Linked DNA regions of Homo sapiens: region 2 is linked to region 1. A link is a loop called in an ENCODE intact Hi-C map of the cell type or tissue named here. Cell type or tissue: dorsolateral prefrontal cortex. All regions are shown on one strand.

Region 1 (5,000 bases):
CTTAATACTGCCAAGCAGTTACACTAAGCATCCCTTGTTCATTCACTCTCCCAATGTCCTAAGTTGTTTCACACCTTTTCTCTCACTCCCCTATCCTCAATCTCAGCTGATTCCTTGCCTCCAACTTCCCTGAGAAAATTGAAGCAATCAGAAAAGAACTCCCAAAGACTCTCATCACCTCATCTACCCATTTACTAATATCGGTATTCATCTACTCTGTCTTCTCACTTGTTCCCATAGATCAACCATCCCTGCCCTTGTCGAAAGCCAGGCTTTGCACTTGTGCACTTATGTACTCCAGAATATTTCCCCAGCAATTCTTCCCTCTCTCACACCATCAACTAACAACTCTCTACCATTTCATTTCAATCAGGGTGCAAACATGCTATCATTTTTTTGGTCTTCACTTTCCCTTTCAGTTTCTGTCCTATTTCCTGGCTCCCCTTTGAAGCAAAACTATAAAGCTGTCTATACTTGCTGCTAAATTTCTCTTCTATTTTCTCTTAAACCCACACCAAACAGGTTTTTATTCCAGCACTCCAACAAAAACCTGCTCTTTTAAATGTAAAGGTCAATTTTCAGCTGTCTTACTTGCTTTATCATGTTTTTATCTGATCACATTTGATCACCCACTCTCTCTGGAGACACATTCAGCACTTGGTTTGCAGGACACAGAATTCTCTTGCTTTTCCCTTGCCTCAGTGGTTTTGCTGTCCAAATCTTTTTGCTTCTTCTTCGCCTCAACATTTTACTTTGGAGTTCTTGGTCCTTTTCTGTCTATAACCATTTCCTTGGTGATCTCATTCAGTCTCACAGCATTAAATATCATTTATATTGCCAACAAATCCCGAATTTATATCTGAATTTCATCTCTCTCAAACTCCAAGGTCATATTTCCTATATTCCCTTCAACATTTCAGGCTGAATGTCTTCAAGACATTTCCTATCCCACGTGCACCAAACTAAACTCCTAATCTTCCTCCCCAAAATCTCCAGTTACCATCCCTCTGCCCCCACCTCAGTTAACAACATATCCATATTTCAGTTTGTTCAGGGGAAAAACCTTAATTTATAACTCTTCTCTTTCTTTCACACTCTACATCTAATACATCAGGTAGCCCCACTGTCTTTACTTTCAAATTACATATAGAACGTGACTATTTTCCGCCACTTCCTCTGCCATCCTCTGTTTTGAGCCACCATTATCCCTTGCTTGTATTACTGCAAAAGCCTCCAAATGCTTCTTCCTGTGTCTACTCTTGCCCTACAGCAACCAGAATGAGCCTTTCAAAATATGTATCTTCTTTTTCTCCATGACCCTCCAATGGCTCCTATCTCAGAGTAAAAGCCTAAGCTAGTAGCTTACAATGTCATACATAATCTAGCTTCCCACGTTACCTCTACGACTTCGTCTTCTGTTGCTCACTCCACTTCAGCCACTCCTTGCTATTCCCCACACATGCCAGGTATTCTTCTGCCCAAAGGTTTTGTAGCAGCTCTTTCCTCTGCAGCTCTTCCCTCTGACTGGGATGCTCTTCCCCAGGGAATCTGAATTACTCCCTCACTTCCTTCAAGTCTTTGGTAAAATGTTACCTTTCCCATGAGACCTACTCTGACCTCTTTATTTAATGCTATGCCACTTTTTTCTTTTTTCCATAGCACTTACTACCTTCCATTTATGTTTATTATCTATCTCCTCCTGCTATAATGTCAGCTCTACTAGGTCAAGAACCTTTGTCCTTTTTATTTACAGATATATTCCAAGCACACAGAACAGTATTTGTCATACAGTAAGTACTCAAAAAATATTTATTGACAATAAATTCCTGAAGCCACACACTATAAAAATCTGAATGGTAGAAGGTGAGTAGAGGGAAGCTTATGTAGATACTAAATATTTTGTTGGATTTTGGGGGATACTGTTGGATACTGGGGGAAGAGAATAAGGGATAAGGGAACGATGAGGAATTTGACAAAGCATTAAAAGCAACTGCCTACCATTATCCTTCAGTCCTGGGCTCCATTCAGGCACAAGCACAGGCTTTGTGTAAGAAAAGCAAAGTATTAGCCCAAGTTGGTAACATAGCCTTAGGCAATACTTAACCCACTCTGAGTCTCAGTCTCAACTGTGAAATGGAAATAAAACCTCTTACAGGATTGCTGTGAGAAGTAAATACAAATATACACACACACACACACACACACACACACACACAGACACACACACACATACACACACAACGTGCATAGCACGTTACCTAGCACGCATTGGGTGCTCTAAAATACAGGTGCTATTATTTATCAAACCCCAGTATGCTATTTACCTCCTGAATTTATGGAGACCTCAGACTCATTAATTCAGGTGTAGTTATTTCCCAAACCACAATTCAGCAAGAATTTCAAGACTCTAATTGCATCTCTTATAAAAAGGGAAATCAATCACTTCCACAAGATGGCACTGTGTCCCAGCCCTGTTTCCCTAAATACAACAGGTTTGAAATTTTGTATAACTATGTAACTGATGCCCTCTGCTGACTTGTTTTCTTTTTCTTGTCCTTGAGCCTTTGGCTTGGAGGATGTAAATGATGGCTCAATATGCATCCTCTATATGCTTGGTATGAATTATTAAATCCACAATGTAACCCAGCTGCCCAAAGTATTTCTCAAAAGTTTACTGACACCAATACAATCTCCACACAGAACACCAGGCATGTTGCTACAGCCAGATGCACAAGCCTTCTAGTTACATGCCAATCATAAATCAGCTGCATCACGCCACAAAATAAAGTGCACCTGTCATCCTATTGCTCTACTTCTTCTTAATCCCTCCCATACCAACTTTAATCCTTAATCCTTGGCACCATTTTGGAAGTGTGAGCAAAGCTGCCTCCCCATTCCTCTGTCCTTGATCTCACTTGCCACACCACCCTCCAGCCTTACCTGTAACTTAGAGTGATAAGAAGCAGAGCTGGGAGGAAGGGGTGTAGAGGGAGAAGGGCAGACAGCTTCTTATGCTGGCAAATATTTGGCAGGTTGGGATTTAATTCCAATGCTACTGTAAACTTTTCCTCCTCACCTTTCCCCCTTTCCCACACACACCACAGTATTCTCTAAAACTCTAAATCATTCATATTCTACTTGCACCCTTTCAGTGTGGTTTAAATATAAGAGACTGACTAGATCACTGAATTTAAGTGATGAGTAACTTCCCACCACAACTGTCATACTACTTTATACCAATTGTTTTCTAGGCCTGAATCCTTGTGCCAGCAGCCCACAAAGAGGCATGCCACAGGTGAGCCTCATCATCCTTCTGATGGCAGCAGTTAAGGGCTCTGGATTGCTTGACATTTTCTTAATAGAACGTTTAATGAATTTTTAATTTGCAATTTTTCTTAAACCTTTTTTTATTTATTTTTGAGACAGGGTCTTGCTTTTTGCCCATGCTGGAGTGCAGTGATGTGAACACAACTCACTGCATTCTCGACCTCCTGGGCTCAAGATCTGCCTGCCTTAACTTCTCGTGCAGCTGGGACCACAGGCACGCATCACCACCTCCAGTTAATTTTTTAAATTTTTTGTAGAGACAGAAGTCTCACTTTGTTGCCCAGGCTCGTCTCAAACTCCTGGGTTCAAGCAATTTTCCCACCTCAGCCTCCCAAAGTGCTGAGATTGCAGGTGTGAGCCATTGCGCCCAGCCAGATACAGCATTTTTTACAAATTGAAGATTTGTGGCAACCTTGTGTTAAGCAAGTCTGTCAGTGCCATTGTTCCAATTGCATGTGCTCACTTTGTGTTCCTGTGTCACATTTTGGTAATTATGACAATATTTCAAACTTTATTATCATATCTGTTATGCTGATCTGTGATCAGTGATCTTTGATGTTACCATTGCAATTGTTTTGGGGTACCACAAACTATACCCATATAAGAGGGCAAACTTAGTGGATATGTGTGTGTGTTCTGACTGCTCCACTGACCAGCTCTTCCCTGTCTTTCTTCCTCTTCTTGGGCCTCCCTATTTCCTGAGACACAACAGTATCAAAATTAAGCCAATTAATAACCCTGCAATGGCTTTTAACTGTTCAAATGAAGAGTTGCACATCTCTCATTTTAAATCAAAAGTAGAAATGATTAAGCTTAGTGAAGAAGGCATATCAAAAGCCGAGACAGGCTGAAAGCCAGGCCTCTTGTGACAAACAGCCAAGTTGTGAATGCAAATAAAAAGTTATTGAAGGAAATTAAAAGTGGTACTCCCATGATAAGAAACTAAAAGAGCCTTACTGTTAATACAGATAAAGTTATAGTGGTCTGTATAAAAGGCTAAACCAGTCACAACATTCCCTTTAGGCCAAAGCATAAACCACAACAAGGCGCTAACTCTTCTCAATTTAACAAAGGCTGAGAGAGGAGAGGAAGCTGCAGAAGAAAGGTTTGAAACTAAGAGAGGTTGATTCATGAGGTTTAAGGAAAACAGCCATCTCTGTAACATAAAAGTGCACACTAAAGCAGCAAGTGCTCATATGGAAGCTGCAAGTTATCCAGAAGATCTAGCTAAGAACATTGATGCAGGCTTCCATTCCAAGATGGCCAAATAGGAACAGCTCCAGTCTGCAGCTCCCGGCGTGATCGATGCAGAAGACAGGTGATTTCTGCATTTCCAACTGAGGTATCTGGTTCATCTCACTGGGCCTGGTTGGACAGTGAGTACAGTCGATGGAGGGTGAGCCAAAGCAGGGCGGGGCATCGCCTCACCTGGATTGCTCAAGAGGTTGGGGGATTTCCCTTTCCTAGCCAAGGGAAGCCGTGACAGACTGCACCTGGAAAAACAGGACACTCCTGCCCCAAACACTGTGCTTTTCCCAAGGTCTTAGCAACCGGCAGACAAGGAGATTCTCTCTCGTGCTTGGCTTGGTGGGTCCCATGCCCATGGGGCCTTGCTCACTGTAGCACAGCAGTCTGAAATCAAACTGTGAGGCAGCAGCCTGGCTGGGGGAGGG
Region 2 (5,000 bases), 630 kb before region 1:
ACAATTTAGCTTCCCAGGACTATCAGAGAACTGAATGAGAATAAATCACATGACAGTTTGTGCCCTCGCCCCTCCCCCCATCCTAAAAAAGTTCTGTGACAATGTAAAATTGGTAAGCCTGCCTATTGCCCTTCTCTGCCTTTTTGCCCTTGTCCCTCACCAATTTTTCAGTGTGTGCCTCCAGTCTTCTGTCATGGCTGCCTGCTAACTGGGCCTCTTCTCTAAGTCTGTCTTCTTATGGATTGGGTAGACCAGTAGTTATTTTTTTTTTTTTTTTGAGACAGGGTCTCACTCTGTTGTCCAGACTGGAGTGAAGTGGTATGATTTTGGCTCACTGCCACCTCTGCCTCCCAGGCTCAAGCAGTCCTCTTGCCTCAGCCTCCTGAGTAGCTGGGACTATAGGCGCACACCACCATGCCCAGCTCATTTTTGTGTTATTGGTAGTGACAGGGTTTCACCATGTTGTCCAGGCTGGTCTCGAACTGCTGGGCTCAAGCAATCTGCCTGCCTTGGCCTCCCAAAGTGCTAGGATTACAGATATGAGCCACAGTGCCTGGCAGAACCAGCAGTTATTCTCAGCTGCACATTGGAGTCATTGGATATGGTAAGCAGAATAATGTTCTCCCAAAGATGTCCATGTCCTAATCCTTGCAACCTATGAATGTTATGTTACACTACACAACAAAGGGAAATTAATGTAGCAGATGGATTTGATGTTGCTAATGAGCTGTCTTTAAAATAGGGAGATTATTCTGAGTAATCAGATACAGACACTGGGTGGACTCCACGTAATCTCAAGGGTCTTAAAATGTGGAAGAGGCAGGCAGAAGACTCAGTGTCAAGAGTGAAGCAATGTGAGGAAGACTCACCAGTCATTGCTGGCTTTGAAGACCATAGGCCACTAGCTAAGGAACATGGGCAGCCTCTAGAAGCTGGAGAAGGTAAGAAAACTAGAGCTTCCCTAGAGCTTCCAGCAGGGAGTGCAACTCTACCAATACCTTCAATGTAGCTCAGTGAGACCCATTTTGGACTCCTGATACGGAACTATAAGATAAGAATTTGTGTTGTTTTAAGCCGCTAAATTTGTAGTAACTTTACAGCAGCCATAGAAATTGAATATATCTGGGAAGCTTTAAAAAAATGCCTAGGCCTGGCCCCACCCCCACAGACTCTGATTTAATTGGTCTGGGGTGCAGCCTGTGCATAAGAATTTTAAAAAAGCTTTCCAGGTGATGGATGCTGTTTTGCAGCCAAAATTGAGGACCCCTGGAGAAGAGGTTCTGTGGATGGATATGTCACAAGGTAAGGAGGAAGGAATTGCCAGCTAGTCTCATTAATGACTGCTGGCTTAGCTCTGAAATGCAAACATCAGCAGTCACTTGGTAATTGGAACATACTCCCCTCCGACCTTCACATTAGCCCACACCTTAGCTCTTTGCCCTTTGAGTGATGGCAGTAGTGTGAGGAGTCAGCTTGTTGCATTGGACGATTTCCTCCATGGGGCACAGCAGCCTCACTCCCTGCTATAATTGGGCCCTGAGTGTACCTCCTAAGGACTGCTTAATAAAGCTCAAAGTCTAGTAAACCATAAGTCATACAGTTTCCCTCTTGTGGCTTGTCTTGCCATTTGATTCCTGCAGATTTGTTAACAGCTAAATGGTCGATAATAAAAACCATTAAGTTGGATTTTTCTTTTTTATATACCCAACTGGCATTTTTTTGGAGAGGTTGTTCTGTGCCAGACACTGTGCTTGTGTTGATAAAAAGAGGAAAGATAGCTTCTGCTCACCAACTAGCTGGGGAGAACAAATTACACAGCACGTGGATGACTTCAGCAACCACCTGTGCATAAAGTGTAAGGGCAGCATACAAGATGGTCAGATGTTTGCTTAGAGTCTTCTTAGATCCTCTTGCTAGGCAGACAAAAAAATCCAGCCTCAATAAAAACTGCCCCCTTAAAGTGACTGAAGGCTGGACTCATGGTTTTGTTTTTCTAGCCCACGTCTCACTTGGTTCCTGTGCTTCCCACTAGATGGCACTAGAAATCACATTTAAGTGCTTGGGTGGCTGTAAAAAATTCTTGGGAACCTGGCACTTCCAGGGGCTCTTTCACCTGAGCCGTATTTCCTGTGTCTTTCTCTGGTCAATGAAGACAGACTTCTACTTTACTTGTTGTTCTCTTGCTTCACCTAGTACCCTATGCCCTCTGCTCTTCCACCATCACCTGTTTCCTGTCCATGCACATGGAGACAGCACCATTTTCTCCAGTGGTGGAAGCCTGTATAAGGCAGAGATCCTTTTACCCCTACATCCCTGATTTTAGAAGTAATGGCAGGAAATACAGCAATGGAATAATGCTAGTAAGACATGAAGCTCGTGGCACATAAGAAGAAAAAAATGTAACAACATGCATCTGGGCCTGAGCTGGTATGTCTTCAAGTTTTCTGCCAAGATGTAAGTCATTTTTATCATAGTAGTAAATTGGTAGATAAATGTTGGTAGAAGTAAAATTTGATTGAAATAATGGATTTTTTAATGCAAACCTGTCTGTAGTGGGTTGAATAGTGGCTCTAAAAAGAAATATCTAAGTCTTAAACTCCAGAACCTATGAATGTGAGCTTATTTGGAAAAAGGGCCTTTGCAGATGTAATTAAGAATCTCAAGCTGAGATTATATTGGATTGGAGTGGACCTTAAATCCAATGATAAGGACTTAGAATGGAAGGGGAAATGAGACAAGGGAGATGGGAGAAGGACATATGAAGACAGAGGCAGATTGGCGAGACATCCCCGCAAGCCAAAGAACAGCAAGGATTGCTAGCAGCTACCAGAAGCTAGGAAAGAGGCAAGGAATGATTCTCCCTCAGAGCCTCCAGAGGGACCCACCTCCTGACACTTTGCAGACTTCTGGCCTTTACAGTTGTGAGAGAATAAATGTCAGTTGTCTTAAGCCATCAAGTTTGTGGTAATTTGTTTCAGCAGCCTTGGGGAATGAATATATAGCCGAAAAGGGCTTTGTTTGTGCCACCCCACAGAACCAGAGAACCATTAATGCTAGTCTCATTAATGACTGCTGGCTTAGCTCTGAAATGCAAACATCAGCAGTCACTTGGTAATTGGAGTATATTCCCCTCCCACCTTCACACTAGCCCACACCTTAGCTCCTTGCCCTTTGAGTGGATGGCAGTAGTGTGAGGAGTTTGGCCTCCCAAAGTGCATGGGCTCTGGGCCACATGCTACCCCAGATGTGTTTAACCTTCACCAGACATTTTAAATAAAATCTATCGATTAGAAAATCGTTTTATACAAAATCTATAAAATTTCTGGATTCTTTTGAGAATTTAGAAGCTCCTGTGATGACAGGCCCATGTTCATACTTGGCTGGAACTGGCAAGCATCTTTGCCTTGTGGATGGGTGGTGTTTGCCACAGTCCCCACTGCTCTCATCTGTGTGTTTCCTGCATTTATGTTACATGCCTGGTCCTGCAGGCATTTGAGCTTGTAGCTCCTACATATTTAGCAGGACAGGTAGGCTGGGAGACACAGTCCCTTCTTTAGAACAAGGGGAAAGGAGTCCCTGGTTTTGTAGTCAGTAGTTCTGGGCGTTTTTTGTTATATAGCAGCACAGCTTAGAAGGTGGTTTCAAAATCCGGTTGCACAACAAAACCATCTGGGGTCCATTTCCTATATACTGATTCTGGACCATATCCCAGACCTACTATGTCAGAATCTTGGGTGTGTGTGTGTGTGGGGTGGGGTGGGGGAGTGATGGAGTAGGACAGAGGTAGAGCCAAGGAATCTGCATTTTTAAAACTCTCAAGCAATTCTGATAATAAACAGGCCTAGAAATAGCTGCCATAGGATATTATCTTTTAGCACTGAAAAGGGAGGCAGTTTGGGTTTTTCTTTCACTGGAGATCTTTGAGGCATGTTGTTTTAAAAAAAAGTCAAGATGGCAGAAGTGGAGCAGAAAAAGCAGCAAAGCAGAAGAAGCAGACCTTCTGCAAGTTCACCTCCTGTGGCGTGCACCCCGACCCACTGCTGGACTTGTCATGCGAGCAGCGAATGAAGCTGCACCGTGGCCTGTGGCAGAAGCAGCACTCGCTGCTGAAGCGCCTGCGCAAGGGCAAGAAGTGGGCACTGCCTATGCAGAAGCTGGAGGTGGTGAACGCGCACCTGCAGGATATGATCATCCTGCCCGAGATGGGAGACAAGACGGTGGGTAGCATGGTGGGCGTCTACAATGGCAAGGCCTTCAACCAAGTGGAGGGCAAGCCCGAGAGGATTGGCCATTACCTCGATCACCTACAAGCTCGTGAAGCACTGCCCGGCCAGGCATCAGAGCCACCCACTCTTCCTGCTTCACCACCCTCAAGGATTCTGCTCAGCCAGTAAAGGCACACACACTTCTTAAATAAATAAATAAATAACAAAATGTCTTTTCTCATGGAAATGTGAATGATTGCAATATTTTGTGGAGCTAAGGGTTTTAATTAGTCAGATTCGTTCTATTTATGAAACCAAGAAACTTGGTTTCTATCTACAAACCAAGAGTGGCAAACCAAGATTGGTTCTTTAATGAAGGCATAAAACAAACACCTAATCAATATAGTGATATCTTTTATTTATCTAGGCAAGATGGTACAATACTCTGCAGGGCCCCTTCAGCACATAAACAAGTCCTATAGCCCATCTTCTCTGTTTATTCTCATAAAAGCTGGAAATAGTTATTTCAGAGTTGTAGATTAAATCTCAGCTGAACCAGTACTATGCCTACAACATGGTACAGCACTCTGCAGGGCCCCTTTAGCATGTCAACAAATCCTATAGCCCACCTGGGTTCTGTTGAGATTTAATCTATAACTCTGAAAAAAGCTGGAAATAATGATTTCCAGCTTTTATTCTCAAAAATAAAGCTTGGATCTCTACCAGTCTTCTGAGGATGCTAATAGACTACCCAGGAAGGAAGAAGGAAATTGTGAGGGTATTTAAAGAAAGTTG

The links. Peaks named below come from ENCODE experiments on the same cell type or tissue, not always from the same donor. Only the 100,000 strongest peaks of a DNase experiment are listed, where the experiment ranks them.
Region 2: it touches region 1 in a loop (4-fold over the local background); 14 of 110 quality-filtered maps call a loop at or near these places.

Annotation. Positions count from the first base shown.
Region 1 is chr1:172,427,041-172,432,040 of GRCh38, forward strand. All of the region lies in intron 1 of C1orf105 (chromosome 1 open reading frame 105), which reads left to right. Among named protein-coding and RNA genes, the nearest start is that of C1orf105, 8.9 kb to the left of the region's middle. RefSeq lists an enhancer at 1,788-2,310. In dorsolateral prefrontal cortex, CTCF peaks have their summits at 2,473 (motif pointing right) and 2,674; a DNase peak (open chromatin) is centred at 2,467.
Region 2 is chr1:171,799,566-171,804,565 of GRCh38, forward strand. It overlaps the pseudogene RPS15P3. Among named protein-coding and RNA genes, the nearest start is that of METTL13, 20 kb to the left of the region's middle. In dorsolateral prefrontal cortex, CTCF peaks have their summits at 2,034 (motif pointing right) and 2,238; DNase peaks (open chromatin) are centred at 2,045, 2,863 and 4,140; H3K27ac peaks cover 2,164 bases.